2 separate regions of the Homo sapiens genome follow, and region 1 is linked to region 2. A link is an interaction called in ENCODE POLR2A ChIA-PET data of the cell type or tissue named here. Cell type or tissue: PC-9. All regions are shown on one strand. Links, peaks and the distances in the headings refer to the core of each region. The heading gives the core; the rest is flanking DNA.

What was found. Peaks named below come from ENCODE experiments on the same cell type or tissue, not always from the same donor. Only the 100,000 strongest peaks of a DNase experiment are listed, where the experiment ranks them.
Region 1: POLR2A ChIA-PET joins it to region 2 with 8 read pairs; 2 of 35 experiments call an interaction of 5 or more read pairs at or near these places.

Annotation. Positions count from the first base shown.
Region 1 is chr1:153,539,098-153,551,111 of GRCh38, forward strand. It overlaps S100A4 (S100 calcium binding protein A4), which reads right to left and starts at 6,709. Exons shown (of 3, transcript NM_002961.3): 1 at 6,656-6,709; 2 at 5,557-5,712; 3 at 4,524-4,826. The coding sequence starts at 5,697. The coding sequence ends at 4,662. LOC101928034 (a long non-coding RNA gene) reads left to right here and starts at 6,645. Exons shown (of 3, transcript NR_125947.1): 1 at 6,645-6,812; 2 at 9,324-10,018. S100A5 (S100 calcium binding protein A5) reads right to left here and starts at 1,837. Exons shown (of 3, transcript NM_001394232.1): 1 at 1,524-1,837; 2 at 957-1,108. The coding sequence starts at 1,094. S100A3 (S100 calcium binding protein A3) reads right to left here and starts at 10,161. Exons shown (of 3, transcript NM_002960.2): 1 at 10,084-10,161; 2 at 9,248-9,393; 3 at 8,232-8,749. The coding sequence starts at 9,388. The coding sequence ends at 8,585. RefSeq lists enhancers at 5,618-6,198, 6,199-6,779, 6,590-6,639, 6,790-6,979, 9,688-10,249 and 1 more and a silencer at 10,216-10,510. In PC-9, for the core only: no CTCF peak of the experiment used is centred there; a DNase peak (open chromatin) is centred at 6,094; H3K4me3 peaks cover 1,763 bases; H3K27ac peaks cover 2,506 bases.
Region 2 is chr1:153,357,936-153,369,949 of GRCh38, forward strand. S100A9 (S100 calcium binding protein A9) reads left to right here. Exons shown (of 3, transcript NM_002965.4): 2 at 334-498; 3 at 2,709-3,088. The coding sequence starts at 349. The coding sequence ends at 2,903. Among named protein-coding and RNA genes, the nearest start is that of S100A9, 6.1 kb to the left of the region's middle. In PC-9, for the core only: a CTCF peak has its summit at 7,509; DNase peaks (open chromatin) are centred at 6,436 and 7,516; H3K4me3 peaks cover 1,493 bases; H3K27ac peaks cover 2,501 bases.

The sequences.
Region 1 (12,014 bases), core at 3,751-7,750, 180 kb after region 2:
CTAACCTGGGTGACAGAGTGAGACTCTGTCTCAAAAATATTTATCCTTGGCCAGGCGCAGTGGCTCACGCCTGTAATCCCAACACTTTGGGAGTCCGAGGCAGATGGATCACGAGGTCAGGTGTTCGAGACCAGCCTGACCAACATGGTGAAACCCCCATCTCTACTAAAAATACAAAAATTAGCTGGGCGTGATGGTGCGTGCCTGTAATCCCAGCTACTGAAGAGGCTGAGGCAGGAGAATCGCTTGAACCTGAGAGGCGGAGGTTGCAGTGAGCCAAGATCATGTCACTGCATTCCAGCCTGGGTGACAGAGCGAGACTCTCTCAAAAAAAAAAAAAAAAAAAAAAAAAAATATATATATATATATATATATATATTTATTTATTTATTTATCCTCGGGGATATTGTATTATAATAACCTCATGGGCCTTCCCCTCTGTCAGTCACCTCCCTCCCACCACCTCCATCTGGTGAGAACCAGTTCTGTCTCCTCACTACCCTATGTTTACAAGTTAACCTTTCAGTTTGAGTGCCAGCACCATCAGAGAGCCCTGGCCATGCTGTGCACACAGAGAAGAATCAGGCAGAGTCCCTACACTTGAGTTGTACACAGCTGGACCTGGACACCCTGCATCCCTTCACCACCCATGACCCCTAGCACAGGTTCTGCCACTGCTGGGAGAGCCTGGCCCCACCATCGAAGGCTCCTCAATCTCCTTCTCTAAACCCTCCAGACTCAGCCCTTCCTCCTTCTCAGTGAGACCCTGACCCATTCTCCTTCACAGAGGGCTAGAGTTTTGCTGGCCCGAAATCCCCACCATCTTCCTTTGTCTCTGTCTGTAGCCCTTGGCCACCCTGCCCCTGGCTTAGGCTGGAGGATCCTGAGGGTAGGTATGTGTCCCCCAGAGGGAGTACTCAGACTTTGGGGTGGAGGATGAGGGAACAATCACCTACCTCCCCAAGACACAGCTCTTTCTTGATCAGCTCCTTGAGTTCCTTCCTACTCAGGGTCAGTTTGCTACCCTCTCTCCCCGAATATTTGTGAAACGTGGTCACCATAGTGGTCAGGGCCTTCTCCAGAGGAGTCTCCATCACAGTGTGCAGCTCTGTAGAGGGAGAGGGGAAGATCCCATTCCTCAGGAAGTCACCACCAGCAGCACTAGCCTACCTCTGAGGCCCCTCCCTCAAAGAACAAGAGACTGGAACCCAGGATGAGACTGAAATCCACTAACAAGAGCGCCCATCTATATCAGTACAGGTTACAATGAGACCCACAACAAACTCTGGAGCTGCTGGTACAAGGAGAACAGCAAGACCCCAAAGGAGACCACAGACTCTCCTGCTGGGGAGTTGTTGAAAAGTAGGCCTGAGGCAGAAAGATGAGAAGACGACCTCCTCAAAAGGCCCTGGTGGCAGATGGTGGAGCAGATCAAGGGTCACGATTTTCTCTCTGCTTCTTCCAGCTTAGGAACTGGTTTTCCACAGGCAGTTCACCAGCCTTTCCCCCAGTGCCTGAATCACCTGATATCGAGGAGTGTCCCATTATTAAAGTCGGGGACAGGGCAAAGAGAGAGTCCAGGGCTGAGAGGGGGCTGGGCTGGAACTGGGTGATGGGGTCTCAACAAGGAGCAGCAGGGAGGTGAGCTGAGCTGGCCCAGCTGGTCTCCAGACTCTGGCCCAGAGCAGTGCACACAGAGACGGGTCAGCGGGCAGGGAGGGCAGGGGGCCTCTTGAAATCTCCAGGATCATTCCAAAACCTGGATCCAGAGGCTACGCTTGAATAAGGGCCTGGATTCCAATAGCACAGCCACCCTCAGCCAAGGGAAGAGACAGATGGAGCTCAAGTGACTCAGACTCAAAAACCACTTCCCCCTCAGGGAGGAAGGAGGCAACACCCACGGAACTTGAAGGCTGCAGGTTAAATCTGTGGAGAGTCTTCACCTCCAGCCCAAAGCCCTCCCTGCCATTCTTGAACCAGACCCATCATTCCTCTCCCACCACAAAAACCTCAGCCTCTCCCACCTCAAGGAGACTCAGCTGGGACCACAGTTGAAGGCAAGGGACTCTGTGCACCTGCAGGAGCATCCTGGCTAGTCCAGACCCCCACCTCCACCCCAGAGCCATTTCTCAAGAAATTCCAAAGGCTCTGCCCTCTTCTCCCTGAGCGCATGCCCGCTTGTGGGGCCAGGCCTCCTTGGTGGAGGTCACCACCACTTGTCACCCTCATCATCCAGCGTGACCCACCAGATATCAGATGAACAGAGACATAGGAAGGAAGGACTTACCACTGTGGGAGTGAGCCCAGAGAATCCAAGCAGCAGGCATAGCCTCCCTCTCACTGCCTTCTGCCTTTATTTCCCTGATCTCTGTCCCTAGGAATCCAGGGGAGAGAAAGGGCCCATGAGAAGTTGTTGGGGACTTGAGGATGCCCACGTCAGAGCCTCCCGGGATGGAGCTGGGGAGAAACCCCTTCTGCCAATCTCACCTTCCTTGTTTACAAACAAGGGCTGGGGACACACTGAGTTCCCATAGCACACACGTCCCCAATCCCAGAAACTTTACTCTTCTGACCAAAAATCAGAACTCAAAATCTGAAATCTGATGGAACAATAAGCCGAAGAAGGGAAACCAGGCTGTCCTGGAAAGAAAACCTCAGAAGTGTGGGACAAACACAGGGCACCATCTCCCCGTGTCCTAGGAAGCTCTCCACATCGGGCCCCTCCCACCCATCCTGCCACCCACTCCAGGAGTAGAGAAGACAGCCCTTGAGATGGGGATCAGTGGAGGAAGATATTTTCTGCGAAGGATATGGTCAAGGTCATGAGCTAATATGGGCCCAGAGGTTTTTAAAGGGCTTTTAAATGAACGATTTCTTCTAGGCCTCACTGCTCTTCACAGGAAAGGCTCGTCGGAGACTCTTGGCATGGAGGACTGAGAATCAGGAATAGGGAAGGTGTCCAGCGAAGGGCTAAGGCCCAGCACTGGGGTAGAGGTTGTGGATTGGGGAGGGGGGTTCAGGTTCAGGCTGCAGTCAAGGAGGAAGTAGGGGCCAGGGAGAGTTTCCTGTATCCCAGGAGACACTCAGACATCGTTCTACCACAGTAGAACAACATACTTCTACCACCAGTCCAAGAACAGACCTGGGCTCAGGGTGTAGTACCTATCACTGCTGCAGTCCCACCCCAGCCTGGGGGGCCTCCCCACTGCTCCCCACTCCACCCCACCCCCAGCTGGCAAGATTGGAGAGGCAGCAGGGATTGGTTGCTATGCAGTAGGCATCTCTGAAGGAGAGCGTGACCTGGGTGGAGGCCCCAGGGAGGGCGCTCCCAGGGAGGGTGGATGGAGAGGGCAGCGGAAGGCAGCAGACTTTCTCCTGAACTGAAATTCCTCCCAAGTCTCTGTATTCAAACCCTGCGGGAACATCTGAGTCACCTGCCCCACTCCTCTGAAACCTGAGAGAAAAGCCCCATGTGATGAGAGGAAAGAGGACCCTCAAGAGGAGGTCAGTGGGACAAAGCCCTCCAGCCTCTGCACCTGACCTCCATGCACCTCTTCCTAAAAGATCCCTGAGTCACCCAGACATGGCCTTGAAGTCTAACCTCAACCCACCACTGCACCCTGGAGCCACTGGCCTTGAACCTACCTAAGGGGAAGCAATATCATGCCTTATATTTTCTGGGGGGAAAATAATCTCAATTTCATTTGTCAGATCATATATGTGGAATTTTGTCTCCAAAACTATGGTCACCTTCCCACCATTTGCCTCACTCCCACTCCAGCCACTGACCCCCACTCATCTCTTCTGAGGTCCCCTGTCCTTCTCTGAAGGAGCTTGATTCCTGACTGATAACAGATCTCATCCAGGGACCTTTATGGCAGAGACGGTGGATTCGAGAATGCCTATATTCTCATGCTGCTGCAAACAGCGGGTCTCCCTCCACATTGCCCTCCCTGATCCTACCACGCACAGGAAAGGATTAATCCATCCCTGTGGTTTGAAGCCAATGATCTGGAAGTGGGTGGCAGGACAGGGCCTGGACTGTCAACGTCAGCACTGAGTGCCAGCCCTCCTCCCCATCCCACTCTCGCCTAAATACTTCCTCCCTGCAACTCAGCCTTATTCTTTTCCCTCCGACTTACTCCCAGGACACCCAAACTCCATTCCAGACCCCAACCAGGAACAGATATGACCTTCAATTCCAGCCTCGGTTCAAGATCCTGCCAGAGGCAAGGTTGGAGAGAGGTGGGAGGGGTAAGTGGGCTGGCTGAGATCCCACAGCTGGGACCTTCCAAACCTTGGCAGGGGGGTGGTGAGGGGTCCCCTTCTCGGCTTTGACCACACCGAGTGAACTCTATTGCCTGTGCACACACACTGTTAGTCACCCTGCATCCCTCCCCTAACTTCACTGGTCTGCTGTCCATAAAACTTCAGCTCAACTCCCAGCTCTCCCCACCACCACCCCACAACATATCCCTCAGTCCCCAACCCACGCCCCCAGAGTCTCTCAAACCATCAGCCTCAAAACTTCCAAGAATCTTTATTGAACTTGCTCAGCATCAAGCACGTGTCTGAAGGAGCCAGGGTGGAAAAAAAAAAGTGCCCACTGGCGACAGGGAGGGCCCCAGCTGGCAGACCCCCCAACCACATCAGAGGAGTTTTCATTTCTTCCTGGGCTGCTTATCTGGGAAGCCTTCAAAGAATTCGTTACACATCATGGCGATGCAGGACAGGAAGACACAGTACTCTTGGAAGTCCACCTCGTTGTCCCTGTTGCTGTCCAAGTTGCTCATCAGCTTCTGGAAAGCAGCTTCATCTGTCCTTTTCTGGAGGGAGAAGAGGCTACAGATAGAAAACAGAAGCCCAGTGGGTGGAGCCAGGACCAGACCCAGTTTCTACTCCCAGACCAGAGTTCAGGGAGGCTCCTTTGGGAGGTCCAGTTTGGAACTCCAACCCTCAAGGCTAAGCTAGGGTGGAGAAGGTGCTCCTTGGATAAGGAAGTCTGAGTACCTGGTGCAATGGAAAAATGACGGGACCACTACATTTTCACCCAAGGTTGTTCTAATAATCCCATGAGGTAGTAATAGTCATGAAAACAATATATAAACTGTGTTATGTTTGATACAAATATACATTGTTATTGTTTGAAGGGAACGTCTGCAGGCCTGTGATCATCTCCACATCTGTGTCTTCACATCTACAAGCCAAATAGAAACTCAAACAGTGTCCACTGTTGGAGTGATGGCAAGAGTCAGACAGTCCCGGTCCGGATGGCAGTTGTGTACACTGACCACCTTGGGAAGTTACTTAGCACTCTGAGCTTAGTCTTCCCTTCAGTTAAGTTGTGCAAAGCACCTGGCAGTGTCTGACCCATTCATTCTCAGCCCTCTTTCAGCATGGGGCCAGGCAGTGAGTGGTGGTGTTCAATGTGTTTCCACCCCAGGCAGCCACCCCACTGATAGATGCCCTCTGTAGCTAATGCTCTAGAGCAAGACTGCTGCCCTCCTCTGTGGGAAATGCCCCACGTGGGGACTCACTCAGGCACTACCCACTCACCCCCAAGAAGCTGGGCAGCTCCCGGGTCAGCAGCTCCTTTAGTTCTGACTTGTTGAGCTTGAACTTGTCACCCTCTTTGCCCGAGTACTTGTGGAAGGTGGACACCATCACATCCAGGGCCTTCTCCAGAGGGCACGCCATGACAGCAGTCAGGATCTGGGAGCAGGAGGCACAGAGACCGTCTTATTAATCCCACCCCTCAGAGATGTGTTCAGAATGCCAGGCTCCACTCCCATCCCTCCAGGAGCACTTGGCGAGACTCTGCTCCCTCCCTGGGGGAGCCCAGAGCAGTGGGCCCCCGCACCTGGCTGGGAGGGTGTGCACAGTGGGGAACACATGCTCTGGGCAGTGAACATTTGCAAGATCCGCTGCGCAAGCTCTGGAGATTCGGGCAGCAAACTCCCAGGGCCTCCCAGGCCTTGCCTCAACAACAGCATTTTTTCCACCCCTCACTCAGTCTATCCACTCCCACAGCTCAGCCACAAAGGCCCCGCCCTTGCCATTCTTTTCCCTCCCAGAACTGGGTGTGGCTGCTGGAGGCCTGCCCAGGGGCCTGCAGTGGAAAAAACCAGCACAGCCGCTTAGCTCTCAGCATGGGGAGGGGCAAAGTGAGGTGGCAGAGGCAAGGGTTGGAAGAGAAGCTGCAGAGGCCATGCACCTTCTCGAGCTGGGCTGCTGCGTGCAGGGCAGAGGCTCATGGGGCACACCACCAGACAAAGGCCCACAGTTGCCTTCTGCCTTTCCTTTGCTTCCTGCTCCCGAGTGCGCAACCCAGCAAACATGAGCCAGTGCAGATACCCACAGGCACATACATACCAACACGTACTATAGCAACAGCGTGTGCAAGCCCACATCTCAGAAGCACCTGGAGAGCTCAAATTCAGTCACTTGCTCACTTTTCTGTTTGTTTTTTCCTCCGTCTTACGTGCATGTGTGTGTGTGCCATGCACACCCACGCACACAATCCACCCAGAGTTCCACATCAGAATCTCACATCTGGATCTCTTTAGCACATCTGGCCCCCACCAGCCTCCCCTTCTCCTTCCCCAGCCCTGGCCTCTGACACCCCTTGCATGCCAGTCAGGCCAACACAACTCACCAAACCAAGAAAGAAGAAGCGCTGAGGAGAGAGGGTTGTAGAGAGGGGAAGAATGGGGACGGCCCAGAGGTCTGACCTATTTATACCCCAGCCAGGCCCTGCCCATAGCAGGGGACAGGGGAGAGCGGATACTGCCTTCCTGCTGTGGGCTGATGCGGTAAGTGCCACAGCACCCTCCACCAGCCCAGCCGTGGAACCAAGCCTCCTGTTCCCAGGTGGGCACCCGTGGGTAACGGGTAAGCCCTAGCGGTTACTAGCAGGGGACTGGATGAGATGGGCACCACCCAGTGTACATAGCTCAGCCTGAGTTTTAGAGAGGTGGAGGAAGGGGCAGCCTGTGCCTGGAGCATGGGGGACAGGGAGTAGTCCCATGGGGACCTAGGAAAGGAGATGCAGGGGGTGGTGGGTGACAGGTGGGAGATTGCCCTGGAAATGTGGTGACACAAAAGCTAGGGGGGAGATGGGAGGATCGCCTGAGGCCAGGAGTTCAAGACCAGCCTAGGCAACATAGAGAGACTTCTGTCTCTATAAAAAGGAAAAACAATTTTTTTTTTTAATTAGCTGGGCAGCATGGCTGTAGCCTGTAGTCCCAGCTAGTCAGGAAGCTGAGACAGGAGGATCATTTGAGCCCAGGAGTTCGAGACTGCAGTTGGCTATGCTCAAGCCACTGCTCTCCAGCCTGAGCAACACAGAGGACCTTGTCTCTTAAAAAAATAAAGATTCAGAAACAAAAACTGGGGTGGGGATCCCCATGCCCGGTACTGTCTGCCATGCCAAGTAAGGCTCAGGGTCGGGGCGGGGGGATCTGGAGGGGAACAGGCTCACACCCAAAGGAGGCTCTGGGACCACCTCAGGAACGTCAGTGGGAAAGGTCCTGGGTGAGGTAGTGATGGAGTGGAGTGGCAGTGAGGCGTGGGGGCTCACGGATAGATCTCAGGTTCGGAGAGGGTATCAGGAGGGGCCATTTAAAGTTGGGATGAGTGTCAGGAATGAAGAATCCAGGTTGGGGTGGAGAGTTAGAGGTGAAATGGCATGAAATAGGGGAGTTATAATTCGGGTCAACCTCTCAGGGTGGGCTACAAACCCAGTGAGGGTTAGAAGTAGGGGGTTAAGGCCCTCAGGGGGCTGCGGCTTCAGGGATAGGGGCTAGCTCAAGTTATTCCCTTACCCCTCCATACAGAGCACCCCTTCCTGGCTGGGAGAAACACCTCAGACACCCTAATCCCATTAGTGCTGCTCTCTGGGCTCCCACAGCCCGAGGCAGGGAACAAACACCCCCACTGCACCCACGGCCCCACCCTCCTCCAACCATGAGCACTGAGTCCCAGGGGAAACTCAGGCAGTCCTCTCTCAAAGATCCCAAAGAAAGAGAGAGAGGAAGGGAGGACAGGGGTCCTTGTTTTGTCCCCACGCCCTCCTGCTGGACCCTGGAGGCCACTGCATTTCTGCAGGGTCTGCAACTTCCCTCAGGGAGCACCCTGCCCCTGCCCTCAGCTGCCTTCCCGCAGTGGAAAAGGCCAGAGAGGAGCAAAGAGCTCAGGAGACGCGTCCTCAGAGAAGAACCAAACAAAACCAAGCTGATGCCAGTTTTTTATTAGGAGTTAAATAGGCCCTTTCCCATCGTGGTCTCATTGGTGCACGCTCTGCTGAGCCTCGAGGGCCTCAGAGCAGATCCCGCCTCCTCCCATCCACAAGGGAGGCCACAGGGGTGCGGCAGGCAGGCTGGGCCCCAGAGTGGCTCTACCCCTCATTCGCTGGGCATCCTGAGGAAGGAGCCCTCACATCTCTGGGCCTCCTAGGTAAAATGGGTTAACTGATCGCAGAAGACCTGGGCAAGTCCAGATTGAAAGGGGTACAGGAGAGAGGGTAGGAGGGGGTGTGGGAGACATGCCCAGCCCCCGACAGCCAGCGCACCCCCTGGAGCAGAGGCTACTGGGAGCAGGGGGGCTCTGAGGGGCAGTCCTTGAAGTACTCGTGGCAGTAGAGACAGAGGCAGGCAAGTGAGCGCACATACTCCACAAAGTCCACCTCGCAGTCCTTGTTGGTGTCCAGAACACTCATGAATTTGTTGTAGTCACATTCCCGAAACTCAGTCTGTGCAAGGGAAGGGTTGGGAGAGGTAAGGGAGTAGGATGAGGAGGGCAGAACAGCCTCACACGCCACCTCCCTCCTTCCTCTCCCAAGTGGACCCACCCCACCCCAAACTACACCCTTCTGAGGGCCGACTTCAACCTCCCTGCTCTGATAATGCACTCGTTGCAATCCCCTCCCAAATCTGTCCTCTCAGATTATTAATCGAGCACCTACTATTTGCTACTGAGTGCCTACCAAGTGTTAGGCATTCTTCATGGTGCTCTCACTCAGTCCTCTCAACAGCTCTGCAAGGCAGCAGGGATGATTGTCATCCCATTTTACAGATGAGGAAGCTGAGGTTTCTGCTGTGTCAGTTCTCCCCCTCCCACTCCCTCCTCACAATCCAGCCCCCTCCCTTGCTGTCCTGTGCTCATGCTTGTTGTCCCCAGGTCTCTCTTTGCAGAGTCTAGGCAGTGCCTCCCCCCGGAGGAGGAGGGGACGGACACTCTGACTGCTCACCGGGGTCCAGGTGGCCAGCTCCTTCTGCAGCAGCTCCTTGAGCTCCGCCTGGCAGAGCTTGTATTTGTCCCCACAGCGCCCTGCGTATTCCTGGAAGGTGCACACGATGGCAGCTACCGCCTGCTCCAGAGGCCTGGCCATCCTCACTGTCACAGAACAAGGGTGTGGCTCACAGCAGAGTTCCAGGCCAGCCCCCCAGCTCACCTCTGCCCTCTGTGTTTCTCAGAGACTGTTCCCAGACCCATCTTAACCTCCATCAGGCTTCAGGCCCCGCAGTCTCCCCCTCCTCTGAGTAGCCCTCCCAGACCACACCAGCCCCTCCTAATTTATCCCCCTGCTGTCCTGTTGTTATTTCCCCATGTAGAGGTCTCATTGCCCCAACATCGCTGTAAACTCCTCAGAGAGACAGCATCCTACCCCACCACCCACACACCCCACCGTGGGGCTCCTTAAGCACTCTCAGATTATCTGCCACCTCTTCTTATCCCCAACACCCAGGGATGGCTCGGTCCCAGTCTGCCCCAGCCCATGAGATGCCCTAGAAGCCTCCCTCCCTGCAGGAACTTGCACAAGGAGAGCCTGGCCCTGTGCTTCTCTGCCCTCAGCCCTTGGAGAAGCTAGGCCTTAGCAGGGAGGGGCAGGTCTGAGAGGCGCCCCCACAGCCTCACCACCACTGCCCTCACCCTGCCTCCTGCCCTGAACTCGAGGAAGCTGCACCCAGAAGAAAAACTTGTGGGATCCTCTCTGCCTGTCGCCAGCTGTGCAACCTTGGTGAGCCATTTGTCTCTCTGGGTCTCAGGGGCGGGGCCTGATCTGTAAGTTGGGGTTCATCTCACCTCGCTGGCCCAGTCAGGAACCTGAACCAGATGGTCTCTTGAGAGTTGACCAGTTCGGGTGTTTACCAATCTGAGACTGGCCTCCCCTGAGGTTACCCTCCCGACCCCTGGGGGTTTTGAGCAGGGAGGTTCTGTATAGGGATACTCTGTTCTATTGGAGGGGAAGCCCTTCCTGGAATTGCTCACCTCCCCCCACTTCCACTGTCCCCTTCCACCGCCCTTCTGGGATGATGCCTCCAGCCTGGGAAAACCCGAAGGCAGCCAGGAAGGCAAGAGTTTTTTCCATGCTAGCCCAGTGACTCACTCCTGATTCCCCCACGGGACAAGAGTCCTGCAGCACAGGGCGGCCAGGGCCAAGACTCTCCCTGAAGATTTGCCCACTGCTGGGCCCCCTGCTGGGAGCAAATGGCTGGCATGGTTGTGGCTGGCAGGAAAGTAGGGGAAGGGGAGTGGGGAGTGCCAAGCACTGCCAGGATTTAATTCATTGTAAACACCCCAGGATTAGAGCAAGGTGTCCAGGTTCCCAGGAGAGGAAAGGGCCATGATCCTCAGAAATGAGGAGACTCAGAGGTGAAGCAAGGAGGCAAGGAGCAGGTGAGGGGCCTGATCAAGGGGAAGACCAGAGCCTTGAGCCCAGTGCTCCCACCCCAAGGCAGACCTTAGCTCTACACACCTCCCTGCCCAAACTTCCCCAACAGCCCCTCACTGTGTAAGGAAACCTCTGCGTCCACTATATCTGACTTCCCTCCCCGTGTCAGGCCCGCCTGTGGTCATCTCTCTGCTTCCAATGCCAGACCCTGGGTCAGGAGTCAGGCTGGCTACTGGGGGTCCCCAAACTGCCCTGACACTCAACCCAGGGCAGGACCCAAGCAGCTGGCACTCACCACTGGTGCTGGCGTTTCAGCTGTAGGAGCTTAGAGACAGGGCGTCACTATTTGTAGCCTCCCAAGAAAGGAAGGAAGCAATTATGGGGGACACAAGTAGGTCAACACTGAGGATGCCCTCAGGGATCCCTCAGCAGACCCATTACAGGCCCCACCTGCCCACCTATCCACGCACACATCAAAGGCCAGTCTGGGCTCAGACACCACTCCCCTTTCATTCCCCATCTGCCCTCCCCCAGAGTTGGGAACAGGGGACAGTCTCCTGCCAAGTCCTTCCAGCTCAGTTGGAGGAGACAGTCTGGCTTATCCATCACATCACAGCCCCATCTCTTCACTCTGCAGAGGCCCCCAGAATACCAAGTGGGGACACACTTCTGCCTCGCTCAGGTTGCACCCCTACAAATCTCTATTCCGGGTAGAACTTGGAGAGCACGTGGCTAAGCCTCCCCTTTACAGACGAGAAGTCTGAACTTGCCTGACCAGATCCCAGCTTTTGGCTGTGAACTGCTTGCTTCCCAGGGGGGAAATCATCAGGTGGGATGTCTTTGAGGCACAGGAAGGAGGTGTGTTCCTCCCAGGGGCACTTCCAGAGTCTAAGCTTGAGATTTCTGGCCCTTCCACCCCAGGTGATGGGAATGAATTTGGGCTAGAGTCACATGAAGGCTGGCCAGTGGCTGGAGCTCCTTAAGGGCTGTTTTCCTTCTTCCCCTGCTCTGCTCAGCACCAAAACAACTTTCCTTGAAGTCTTGTGGGTGGCAGGATGGGATTTCCTCTGGCTTTTAGCTTGAGTGTGTAGCCTTTTGGGGTCTCAGCATCATGGGAGGGTCATCCATTTGTGTCCCCTCTTGGGGTGAGAACTGGGCTTCCACTTCTGTCTTCCTCACTCCCCAAACCATCAGGATCAAAGCTCAGGTTCGGCTTGGCTTGGCCAATGACCTCAGGGCACGGGGGGCCCCAGTACAGATTCTGCTTTGACTTAGATTTTGGCCTACTCATTTCTTACTGCCTTGTGGTCTCTTCAATGCTTTGAAAAGATTTAATTCTATG
Region 2 (12,014 bases), core at 5,229-9,228:
CCTTCCCTGACCCAACTTCCTTCCAAATCCTCCTCCTAGAAGCCCTCCTTGGTTGGCCCTGCCTACTTTAAAGCTTCTTTCACATTTTCTTAGGTCATGTTCCCCTGGGGCCTCCTGCCCTCAAATGCTTTGCTTTTTGGCACTCTGTAGATATTCTAAAAAATCATTTTGTACATGTGTGTGACAGGCCATCTCCCAGTTAAGTTGCAGCCTGTGCTTTCTTTTTATTTTGCACTTCCCCCACTATTTCTGTGAGTGCTTAGTAGGAAGTGTCAAAGAAGCTTGACAGCATTTTCTTCTAAGTGTCCCAACTCTTGGTTTTCCATTACACAGACAGAGTGCAAGACGATGACTTGCAAAATGTCGCAGCTGGAACGCAACATAGAGACCATCATCAACACCTTCCACCAATACTCTGTGAAGCTGGGGCACCCAGACACCCTGAACCAGGGGGAATTCAAAGAGCTGGTGCGAAAAGATCTGCAAAATTTTCTCAAGGTAGGGCTGGACTCTGGCAGGTCTGACCCAGCCTCACCGCAGTTTGGGTTGACAAGGGAGGATGGGAGTATGGGCTACAGCAATCAAGGGGAAGATTTGAGCTCCTGGAGCCCAGCCCCAAGACGCAGCGAGTGTCCTGTTATACAGGGCAGGTGCTCACAGTTACACAGGACGACAGGGTCAAGAAATTGCTCAATTGAACACCTGCTATTTGTCGGGCCCTGTTCTGGGCAGAGGGATGTAGTGGTAAATGGGGAGCCCACTATTCCAGTGGAGGGAGACACACAGTAAAGTTGTTGGCCAATAAAGAGCACAGATAAAGCCAAATGCCAATAAGTGCCTGGAAGAAAATGAGATAGAGTGCGCTGTGGGCAATGGGGCTGGGTGGGGTGGAGGTGACCAGTTAGGGTACATGAGAAGGGCCTCTTTGAGGAGGTAACATTTGAGCTGAGCCCCGAATGTTGGGGAGGGAAGCCCCTGAGGATGACACTTGGCACAAAGCTGAGGAGACCCTAAGCCTCAGGCGGGAACTTGGGGTGGAAGACTTGGGGGCTTTTCTAATCCTAAGGGTCTGCGGTGGAAAATGAATGCATAAAGAGCACATGGAGAGCACCTGCACAGCACTCAGGGAACTGGGAGGTTTTTCCCCCGCTCCAAAAATGATTAGGCAGTTCTAAGAAAAAGGCTGAGCACTTCCAACAGCCTTTTTGTTTTCTTTTCAAATTTGGGGAAAGTCGGGAAACAGAGGCCTGCATTAAGAAGGGTGGAACACATGGGTCTCAGTCTCAGTTCCAGTCCCGGAGCCAGACATCCTGGGGTAGGTCCCCAGCCCTCCCAGTGCCCCTCCCTCCGCCTTGGTAAGGTGGAGAATTGCAGCCTTCAGAGTTAGGGGCCCTGACAGCTCTCCATAGGTGGAGGCCTCAGGCAGGCAGGATGCTGGGTGGGGTAGGCAAGAAAGGGCCCAGCAGAGAGGCCGCATGGCAAAACTATCCTCCATGTGACCCCCTATGCCCGCTTCACCCCCCACCTGACATCCCCCACCAGAAGCAAAGCGATGCTGTGGGAAAGGAAGCAGAGCCTCATGGATGGGCTGCACAGGAGAGTGCTCGCATTGGCTGGGTACCCCACAGGTTCTGGGAGGGGACTTAGCGAGGTGACTCAGCCAGAGGGTGGCAGAGCTGGAACCAACCAGTGCTCTCTTGGACCCCGCCTGGGTCTGGGTCTTCCACCTCCCCTGATGTCTCTCCTTTTTTTTTTTTTTTTTTTTTTTTTGAGACAGAGTTTCGCTCTTATTGCCCAGGCTGGAGTGCAACGGCACAATCTCGGCTCACCACAACCTCCACCTCCTGGGTTCAAGCGATTCTCCTGCTTCAGCCTCCAGAATAGCTGGGATTACAGGCATGCACCACCATGCCTGGCTAATTTTGTTATTTTTTGTAGAGACAAGGTTTCTCCATGTTGGTCAGGCTGGTCTCGAACTCTTGACCTTAGGTGATCTGCCTGCCTCGGCCTCCCAAAGTGCTGGGATTACAAGCATGAGCCACCCTGTCCGACCATCTCCCCTTTTATACTTTATCACACCCTTGAGGTCAGCGGAGCACATACTCTGCTCTCTGACCCTCCATCTCCCCTGCCCACACCTAGTTTTTCTAGGTGTTTCCCCGTTGTATTGGTTGAAATAAGTTTCACTAATTGGTAACCTCCAGAGGGAAGGGAAGGGAGGGCAGGGGAAGGAGTGAAGTGCAGAGGGGTAGCAGAGTGGAACTGGCCTCTAAGTCAGATCTGAATTTGCATGCCCTCAATAGTCAAGCTGTGAAAACTAATGACCCTCTCTAGGACTGGTTTCAAGTCTTCCTCCAGGAAGATACCATTCCTAGCTGTTAAAGTTGTTATAAGGACCAAATGAGGTGACATTTCCAGGCTTACTCATGCCATGACCAGGGCAAGACCCTGGAACTCAGCTTCCTCTTCTATAAATAGAGAATCAGCACCCAAGTCACAGGGTCATGGAGGGAATAAACTGGAGAGCGTTTGGTATGTGCTCAGTGTCTGCTCCATTGTGCGCACTCAGCCTATGGTCATTTTTAATTTTTAAATCCAGCCCCAGGGTGAGGCTTCCCTTGTACATTTGCCAGCTGGTCATTTACTGTGCTCCCAGTCCCCACCTCTGGCCACACCCAGCTCTCACAGCCTTCTCTCCCCACCCGCAGAAGGAGAATAAGAATGAAAAGGTCATAGAACACATCATGGAGGACCTGGACACAAATGCAGACAAGCAGCTGAGCTTCGAGGAGTTCATCATGCTGATGGCGAGGCTAACCTGGGCCTCCCACGAGAAGATGCACGAGGGTGACGAGGGCCCTGGCCACCACCATAAGCCAGGCCTCGGGGAGGGCACCCCCTAAGACCACAGTGGCCAAGATCACAGTGGCCACGGCCACGGCCACAGTCATGGTGGCCACGGCCACAGCCACTAATCAGGAGGCCAGGCCACCCTGCCTCTACCCAACCAGGGCCCCGGGGCCTGTTATGTCAAACTGTCTTGGCTGTGGGGCTAGGGGCTGGGGCCAAATAAAGTCTCTTCCTCCAAGTCAGTGCTCTGTGTGCTTCTTCCACCTCTTCTCCAACCCTGCCTTCCCAGGGCTCTGGGCATTAGACAGCCCTGTCCTTATCTGTGACTCAGCCCCCTCATTCAGTATTAACAAAATGAGAAGCAGCAAAACATGGGTCTGTGCTGGGCCCCTTGGGCTCACCTCCCTGACCATGTCCTCACCTCTGACTTCAGGCCCCACTGTTCAGATCCCAGGCTCCCTGCCCCATCTCAGACACCCTGTCCAGCCTGTCCAGCCTGACAAATGGCCCTTGTCACTGTACACTGTAGAAAGCAAAAAGGCATATCTCTACCCCTTGATATGCCTGCTACCTCACCAACCAGCCCCAAGCCTGTCTTCACCCATCACTGTCTACACAGCCCTCTCTCTCTCCTAACAGAATTCTATTCCTCTGAAAGTCTTCCAGAAATGGACCTAGATAGTGCCATGTCTGGGGAGGAATACTGGCACCCAGGCAGTGGAAACAAGGACAGATCCGGTGTGTTTACTCTCACACTTTTTCTGGATCCAAGAGAGCAATTGGATCTCTCTTAACAGACCTGCCACCCTAATCAACGGGAGTGCTCACACAAGTGGGAGTCTGAGAGCTTAGCCCTATGCCCACCCTGGTCTCAACAGAATGGCAGAGTGAAGAAATGAGCTCCAGTCCGGGCTCTGCAGCTAAAAGACTCCGTGACTACCAGGAGGAGTCTGTGCTCTGGGTCCAGAGAGCCTGGGGGTCTGAAGATTCTGATTTTAAGCTTTGAGGGCCAGCTGTCCTTTCTGGTGGGTAGCTGAGAGCTGGGCCCAGCACAAGTATCTGCTTCTCTCTGCAAAGCCTACTACCAGGCCTGGCCCTAGCTGCCTCAGGGCTACTGCTGCAGCTCCCCCTTCAAGCTGCCCCAGATCCAAGTGCTCAGTTCAGGGACTCCTCTGCCATCTTCCTGCCCTTTGGCTATAAAGTCCCTTTCCTAGGTTATAACCAGTGGGGTTTGGCCTTCCAAAAACCAGAGTCCAGATCAAGGTCCTCTGACCCCTGTCCTTTCAGCAGAAAGAAGACTCACAGAATTAGGATCTGGGGAAGCTGGGAAGACTAGCAGTCACCTACTCTCCCTTTTCATAAGTGAAGAAACCGAGGTGTAATATGGAGAAGAGACTAGTCCAAAGTCACACAAATGACAGAGTTGCTCAAAATAATGCAGTACGAAAAGTAGCTTGAATCATATCTGCCCCACTGGCTGCACCTCCCCAGCCCCTTCCCCAGTGCAGAGCAGGAAGATATAGAGCTGCCAGTGTTGGATTTCAGCCCTCCCCTCACAGCCTGGCTATGGTTGTGCCCCCAACCTGCCTGTTGCAGACTCCTGCTTTAAGGGCCTGGGGGCTCCGCTCTGGGTGCAGGGTTTTAAGGGCTCCCACTCGAGGGTATGAGGATGTTTCCAGGAACTGTCTCAGGCTGAGAGCTTAGGCAGCAGAGTCTAGAAGCCCTCCTCAGTCCCTTCTGTGCCTGACTTGGAGACCTGACAGCTGGGGACACTCATTTTCTGACAGCCCTTCTGCTCCCATGCTCACATCCAGGGAGGAGTCACTGTCTTCACTCCCTTCTGAACACAGCTTGGTAATGAGGAGAGAGAAGCATCCTGGGGATTGGAGGGCCTTAGACCAGATGCTTCCAGTAGGGTGGTAAGTGCTCCCCCTAGGCCCTCTGCCCACCACTACTTATCACAATGTGCCTAAATATGTTTATGACTCTGCCTACCCCTCCAGACTGATAACTCCAAGAGAGCAAAGTCCATCTGTTTTTTTTTTCTGATTTATTCTCAGCACCTAGAGTAGTGGCTGCTACATAGAAGGTTCTCAGCAAATATTGCCTGTATAATGGCCTAGGTTTCTCACGTGTTCTATGCTCTCTTCTCAAGGGATGATGTGGAGAAAAAAAAGCAAGAGGAGATCAAAACCTGCAAATGGAAGGCTTCTGCATTAGCATTACAGAATCTCAAACCTGAAGGTAAGGAGCAGCAAGTTGATGGAATCGGAGGGCCCCTCCACCCCCTGTTCAATCAGACCAATTTGATTTGAAGGAAGAGATTTGTCTTGAAAAAAGTGTGAAAACTATGGACTTAATCCAATCTGCCCCACCCACACTCTAGAGTGATTCTTGCCAACATCCCTGCCAAGTGACTGAACCAACCCTGCCTGAATTCCTCCAGGAAAGGAGAGTTTCCCCCTTTGGGAGTGACACTTGGAATGTCCCTCATTATACTGAGCTGAAATCCATCTCCTCATGCCCACCCAGCATTAGTCCTACTTTTCCTCCCCTTTGAGGACACAGAACAAATCTAACCCCTTATCATCCATCCTCCCATCCACATGTTTATTCCTCCACTTCTTCAAAACGCCTTCCCTAAATTACATCCAGGCTTTCTCCAGCCTCTTCACCTTTGCACCAAAAATGCTGTGCTCCATCCTGGTGTCTCTTGTAAGTCCCTTAGGATCCATCAAGCCTTGGAACAAGTGTTACTGCTTCCTCACCATCCACCCTTCTCAAGAAGATAGGGACTTCCTCCTCCAGGCCCACAGAACTCTGACAATTCCACCATTGCACTTCAAATACTGAATGGCAAATACTCATTTGCCAAGACTATGAACCCCTGAAAGCAGGGACTATAGCTGATTTTCCCCCACATTCAAGATCCCAGCATGGACCATCCACTTGTTCATCCACAAAGTGAAGATAGGATGGTTCTAGAGCAGAAATGGGTGCTTTGCTCGAATGTGGGTGTGAGGTAGGAGTGGCTCTCAGGAACTGGGGTTGGGGGTGCCAGCTGTCTGGAGACCTGGGGCTGGCAGAGAGCAGAGCAGCTGAGTGGCAGGATGACCCAGAGACCTCCTCAGGTAACAAGGATTCTTCCATTTACCTTGTCTCTAGTAACTCAGTCTGCATGTAGGCAATTGTTTCAGACCCTGGGGGAAGGTCTGACAACAAGCCACTTGCACCCTGCGGAATTTTCTTTAAACGTAGTTGAACAGAACTCATCAAGGTGACTTAACCTCTTCATTCCCATTAGCCTCTTTCATTTCAAAAAAAAAAAAAAAAAAAAAAACCTCATTCTGCTGAGTAGAGCAGAGTGGGCTTCTTTTCTCAGATAGAGAGAGCAAGCATGTCCATGTCCATGTCAAGGTTAAGATTCCCACTCCAAGTGGAAATCAGTAGCTATCTCTGTGATTAATGAGTCCTTTGGGGAAACATGACCTTTGGGGACTTTCCCAGCACCATGGTGACTAAAGAATCAGAGACAACCTGTCTTCAGATGACTATCCAACAATTCCTGCAACAATGAGTTGCCCTCCAGGCTGGTGTTAGCAGTGGAACCTGAACTGCTAGATGCCTTCCTGGGAGGAATGAGGAAGGATCAGAAGTAGTCTAAGCTGCTAAACTCTTCCCAGACACTTCACAGTGCTCTGAATGTGGTCTGGGGCCTGGGTGGTGGTGGGATGGCTCCAGAACTTGGGGGAGAAATGAATTCACTTGTCCACTCACTTGTATGTCCCTTCATTCACTCAACAGACATTAACTGCAGACTTACTATGTGTCAGGCACAGTATAATGCTGAGGGGCCTTCATGATAAATAAAGCTTGTCCATGTTGTCAAAGAGTTCTCGGGCCTGCAGGGAGACAAGACAGCTCCTCAAATTAATCTGATGTGGAAAATGAGAGGCCAGGGAGGTCCAGCTAAAAGATTTCGGTGGGATGTAGCTCGGTGGGACTTTGAGGTGGGAATGATGCCCTTCACTGGGGCCATCTCCATGGAGGGGTAAGTATCAGTGTGACATCAAGGCTGGTACCTGGAGACATCCCGGGATAAACATGAAGGTGCTTCAGGAGACCATGTATGCAAAGGCCTGGAAATGGGCAGGCGTGGGGTTTGAGGGCGAATGAGGAGCACTGGGGGCGTGGCAGGGAGAGGTAAGAGAGACAGATGAGAACAGGATAGGTACCAGGCCAAGGAACTCACACTCCATTCAGCAGAACAGGGGCAGAGCCCCGAAGGCTTCAGGGAGGGCAATGATATAATCACATTTGCATTTCATAGAAGTTTCTCTATCTGTGTTTTATGGGATGGGTTTGGGGTGGGAATGAGACCCCAGGCACATGGCCTGTGGGGAGTCTGTTGCAAGAGCCCAGGTGAGCACTTAAGAGTCCAAGCGGTGCTTCTCAGAAAAAGTAAAGCTAGAGCCTCAAACTACCCCAAGCTTCACCTCAATTAGGAGAGGTGTGACTGCAACATGATAAATAAGATCATTTCATGCTGTTTGCCAAGACCTTTCCAGGAAGGAAGATCTCAGCTTTCACCAGCCCGGTGAGCCAACCTTACACAACCCTGATGCAGCCCTGCCCTGAAGTAAGCTCCATAATCCAACCCCAATGCACTGCCCCCTCTTCCGGCAGTTGCTTAAAACATATATTTTAGAAAGCCCCGTGTCATGGATTTTGACACTCCAATTACCAAAGTGACAGCAGGACTGAAACAACTGGTTTCTCAAGTCCTATTGCCCCTTGGGGCTCTGACCTGAAACAGTTTCTCTATCCTAAGACGACAATCAGTCCCTGGATGATTAGATCACCCCTGTCTTCAGAGATCCACTCCCAGACACAGGAGACAGGGAAAGGGAGCCCCTGAGCGACAGCCAGCTGGCCTCCATCCTGAGTGTCCCACGGAATGCAGAGTCCCAACTAAACACAGAGCACCGCTATTGGTGCTGGCTCAAAACAACTACATCTAGGCTTTCCTTTTCTGCATGAGTTCTCCCACTCTTGCCCACGTACCCAAAATTGCTGCATGCAGACTGTACAGTGAGGAAGGGGTTTGTTGCCAAGACCCGAGGTGAAGAGGAAGAGGAGGGTGGCCACCAGCAGGGGCGGCAGGGGCAGCAGGATTCCAGCATGCAGCCCGCACCTTCAGCATCCCCCGCCTTGACTTGGAGTCTGATCCTCCCTCCTCTCCCCTGCCTCTCCCCCAACCTTTTCCCTCTTGATTTGCCCCCTCTCTTTCTCTCTTTACCTTTTCTACATCCTCTCCCTGAGCTTTTTCTCACTTACTGCCTTCTGCCCTCCTGTCCTCTGTGGTAAAATGCAGTTCTATGTGGCTGAGTGCTTTCAGGGAAGCAACTAGGGGTCATATCTAACCTTTGTGAAGTAACTACGGGTCATATCTAACCAGAAATGGCTCCCTCAAAACACAAGATGTCCCAGTTTCGAGTCTACTCCTCATAATGAAAGGAGACAATCACAAGGGAAAATTGTTGAAGGTCTTGGGGAATCAAGTCTGGAAAAGGTAAGCAAGGGAGCCATGACAGCTGCCTTCAAATATCACCAGGGTCCAGGGAGAGGAGCCCACCCCCGGGGGCAAGGCCTCCAAACCCGCTGTGGTGTGGCTCATTTGCTGCCAGGCCCTCCCACTCTCCCAGCACTGCCTCAAGCATCGCCCTCGCATTCTACTCCAGGTGTTCATTCCCTCTGGTAGGAAACAGCTCCATGCAAAGAAGCCAACATTCATCAGCTATTCAGTCTGCAAATACTCATTGAGTGAGAACTAAATGCAGAGCACTGTTATAGGTGCTGGGTCAACAAAACTGCGTCTAGGGGAGAGTCAGACAAGAGGCAAGTCAAGAAATAGATAGCCCAGATCATTTTAGATGGTGATGAGTTGCACAAAGAAAATAAAGGGGACATGCTAACAGGACTGCTTTGTGGGCCGGCAGCCAGGCAAGGAAGCAACACTGGAAATGAGGCCTGGATGACAAGAAGCCATCTCAACGAAGATTTCACCCCAAACACATTGGAGAGCCTTTGGAGGGTTTTAATCAGGCAGGTGATGTGATATGATGTATCTGGAGGAGAATATTCGGCAGCTGTGTGGAGGGTAGCCTGGAGAACCCCAGAGTAGAAGCATGAGGACCAGTTAGGAGGCTGATGAGCCTGGTCTTATGTCAAATAGTGTGCTAGATTCCCTGCCTTCACAGAGCCCTCAGTCCAGTGGGGGCACAATTACCAGATATTTTCTCTATAATACAATGTTGTGGGCAAAAGACAAGCAAAGGCAGATGATAAGCACAAGATGCCCAGAGAGTACAGAAGGCACTTTTTGCCGTCTTATTGGCTGTGGTGTGGGGGAGGGGGTAGAGGGGAGCCGGGGGGCAGGGGTAGAGGGAAGGAGAGAGAAGGAAAGCTTGCTTGGACTAATGCCCAAGCTGAGTTTTCAGAGGGCAAGAATTGCACTTCCATGTGCCCAGTGCTGTGTTAGGCAATAAAAGAAATCAGAGAAACATAGGAAGTAAGGGCTCTTGCCCTCCAGATTTTTAGTTTGCTTTATCTTAAAACTTGAAAGGCTTCTTGTGTTGGCCAAGTCAAAATGATGAGACCTAGCCATTCTCACATCAGGGGCTTCTGATAGTCATTTTGTTGAGCCCAGATCCTTCTCCTGAGCTCCAAGAGCCTGATGCACAGGCTGGCATGGCTTGGCTTGTGGTGTACTGGAAGCCTGCCTGAAATATCCTCCTGAGGGCAAAGTATTGCACATATAGCACCCAAAAGAGTGTTATTGGTGTCCTTTATCACTCAGTAATGCCTTTGCCCAGACAGCTTTGTCAGGCTCATCATTCCAGCAGCAGCCAGTGAGCAGAAGAGGGAGGTCAGCCCCAAATTGGAAGGGGCCTAAAGTCTACTCTTGATGGAAATACATGAGGAAGATATGAACAGGTGAGCTCCCTGGAGGATGTGACGGTTGAGTCAGGCCATGGTGTATAAGCAGGTGTTCTAGAGCCAGAGAAGGGCCCAGGTAGCCTAGTGTCTGCAACAGAGCAGACACAAAAAAATGTTTGTGAATGAAGGGATGAAAAGGCACTTCAGACAAAGAGAACAAGAGGACAGCAGGAGCAAAACCCAAGAAGTTTCAAAGCCGTGGAGAAACTAGAGACTGTTCTAGAGTGGCTGGAGAATAGGGCCTCTGGGGGTGGACAGATGGTGACAGTGAGACAGGGCCTCCAGAAGCAACAGGGCCAATCCCTGGGCTCTGTGGATCTAACAGTGCTTGTGTTCATTTGCTTGTTCCACGACACCAGCCACAGTCACAGGGTCTAGTCTCTGTGTATTCATGAAGGGACTGGAGATCACTTGTGCAAACAGCACACTATATACATGAAAAAACTGAGGCTCAGAGAAGGGAAGCCATTCGCCCAAACTCACAGAGCCAAGCAGTTGAGCTGGGAGTCTAACCAAGCTCATTTGATTCCAAGTCAAGGGCCCTTGTCATTGTCCTTAGGTGCCGCTGACTGATGGATTTTGACCAAGGTTAGCAGCCCTTAAAATTTTTCTAGCCATGATTTAAGTTCAATTTGTGGTTCAGTGGGCTATTTGGAAACAAAATTACAGCTGGTGAATGTTTTCACAATAGCAAATGTGCTGGACTTTTGCTCTCATCGGTTAGTTGTTGGTTTTTTTGTTGTTTTTTTTTTTAACAGATTCTAATACTACTATATATATCAGAAGTGGTCCCAAATCAAGGTAAGTGCATCAAGGGAGTGGCCTAGTTTGCAGAACAGCTTGGTCTAGTTCAAAGGCCTTTAGAGGAAGATATTGCATAACTTCCCTTGGTTCCTTATCTTACACTGGTCAACTTTAACTATCCAAGCCACCCCTAAATATAACCTCAGTCTGCTTTGGTTTAAAATAATCTATACCTATTGTGCTGTGGCAGAGGGTGGGTCAGCTACAATCGTTACCTCCTGTCTAAATTATTATCTTACTGTTATTGCTAATGTTTGTTGAGTGCTTACTCTGCATCAGATACTGTGCCAAGTGCTTTCCATGTGCTATGAGATGACCTAATCTTGGCCAGTCGCATGGCTTACGCTTGTAATCCCAGCACTTTGGGAGGCCGAGGCAGGCAGATCACGAGGTCAGGAGATCGAGACCATCCTGGCTAACGCGGTGAAACCCCGTCTCTACTAAAAATACAAAAAAATTAGCCTGGTGTGGTGGCGGGCACCTGTAAACCCATCTACTCGGGAGGCTGAGACAGGAGAATGGCGTGAATCCGGGAGGCGGAGCTTGCAGTGAGCCAAGATCGCGCCACTGCACTCCAGCCTGGGAGACAGAGCAAGACTCCATCTCAAAAAATAAAAAAATAAAAAAAGGAAAAAAAGGAGATGACCTAATCCTCTCACCAACTCTGGGAGAGGGGTGCTGTGGTTATCCCCATGCTACTGATGGGGAAATTGAGGTTTAAAGATTCTAAGTAACTTGTTCAAGGTCTCACAGTTAGTAAGTGGCAATGCTAGGATTTGAATACAGAAGCATAACTTCTAGCCTCACACTCTCGACTGCTACTCTTTAGCACCAAGGGACATCCTCCTTCCTACCCTCTCACTAAGTGATGTTCTCCTTCTAGACCCTGCACCAAGTTCCCCTCTATCCAACTGAGGTCTCTCAGAGCACTAACACTGGGTGACACCTGAGTATTCACCTAGTCTAAAACTTTCCAAAATAGATGTTTAAAATTCCTTTGAATTCTTCAAAAATAAAGAAAACACAGACCCAGAGAGGCAAAGTGATTTGGCCAAGGTCATGCAGTGAGGGAAGGCTTTCCCCAAATGCTCTCACATTCTCATTCACATTTGGTGATAGAAGCCTTCCAGGCTTGGGCCATTCCAGGACTCCCTTCCCTGGGTCACACATTCCTTCCTTTTCTGCCAATCCCACTTCACCCCCATCTTCAGGCTCTCCCCTCAACCCCATCTACAGGCTTCTACTTTCTCGCACACTTTCCACACAACTGCAATTGTTTCCTTTGATGGGGGTGGTCAGCAAAGCTTCACCCCAAGACCATGTGCCCAGGACTCATCATTTGTCACTTGTCCTGAATCCCA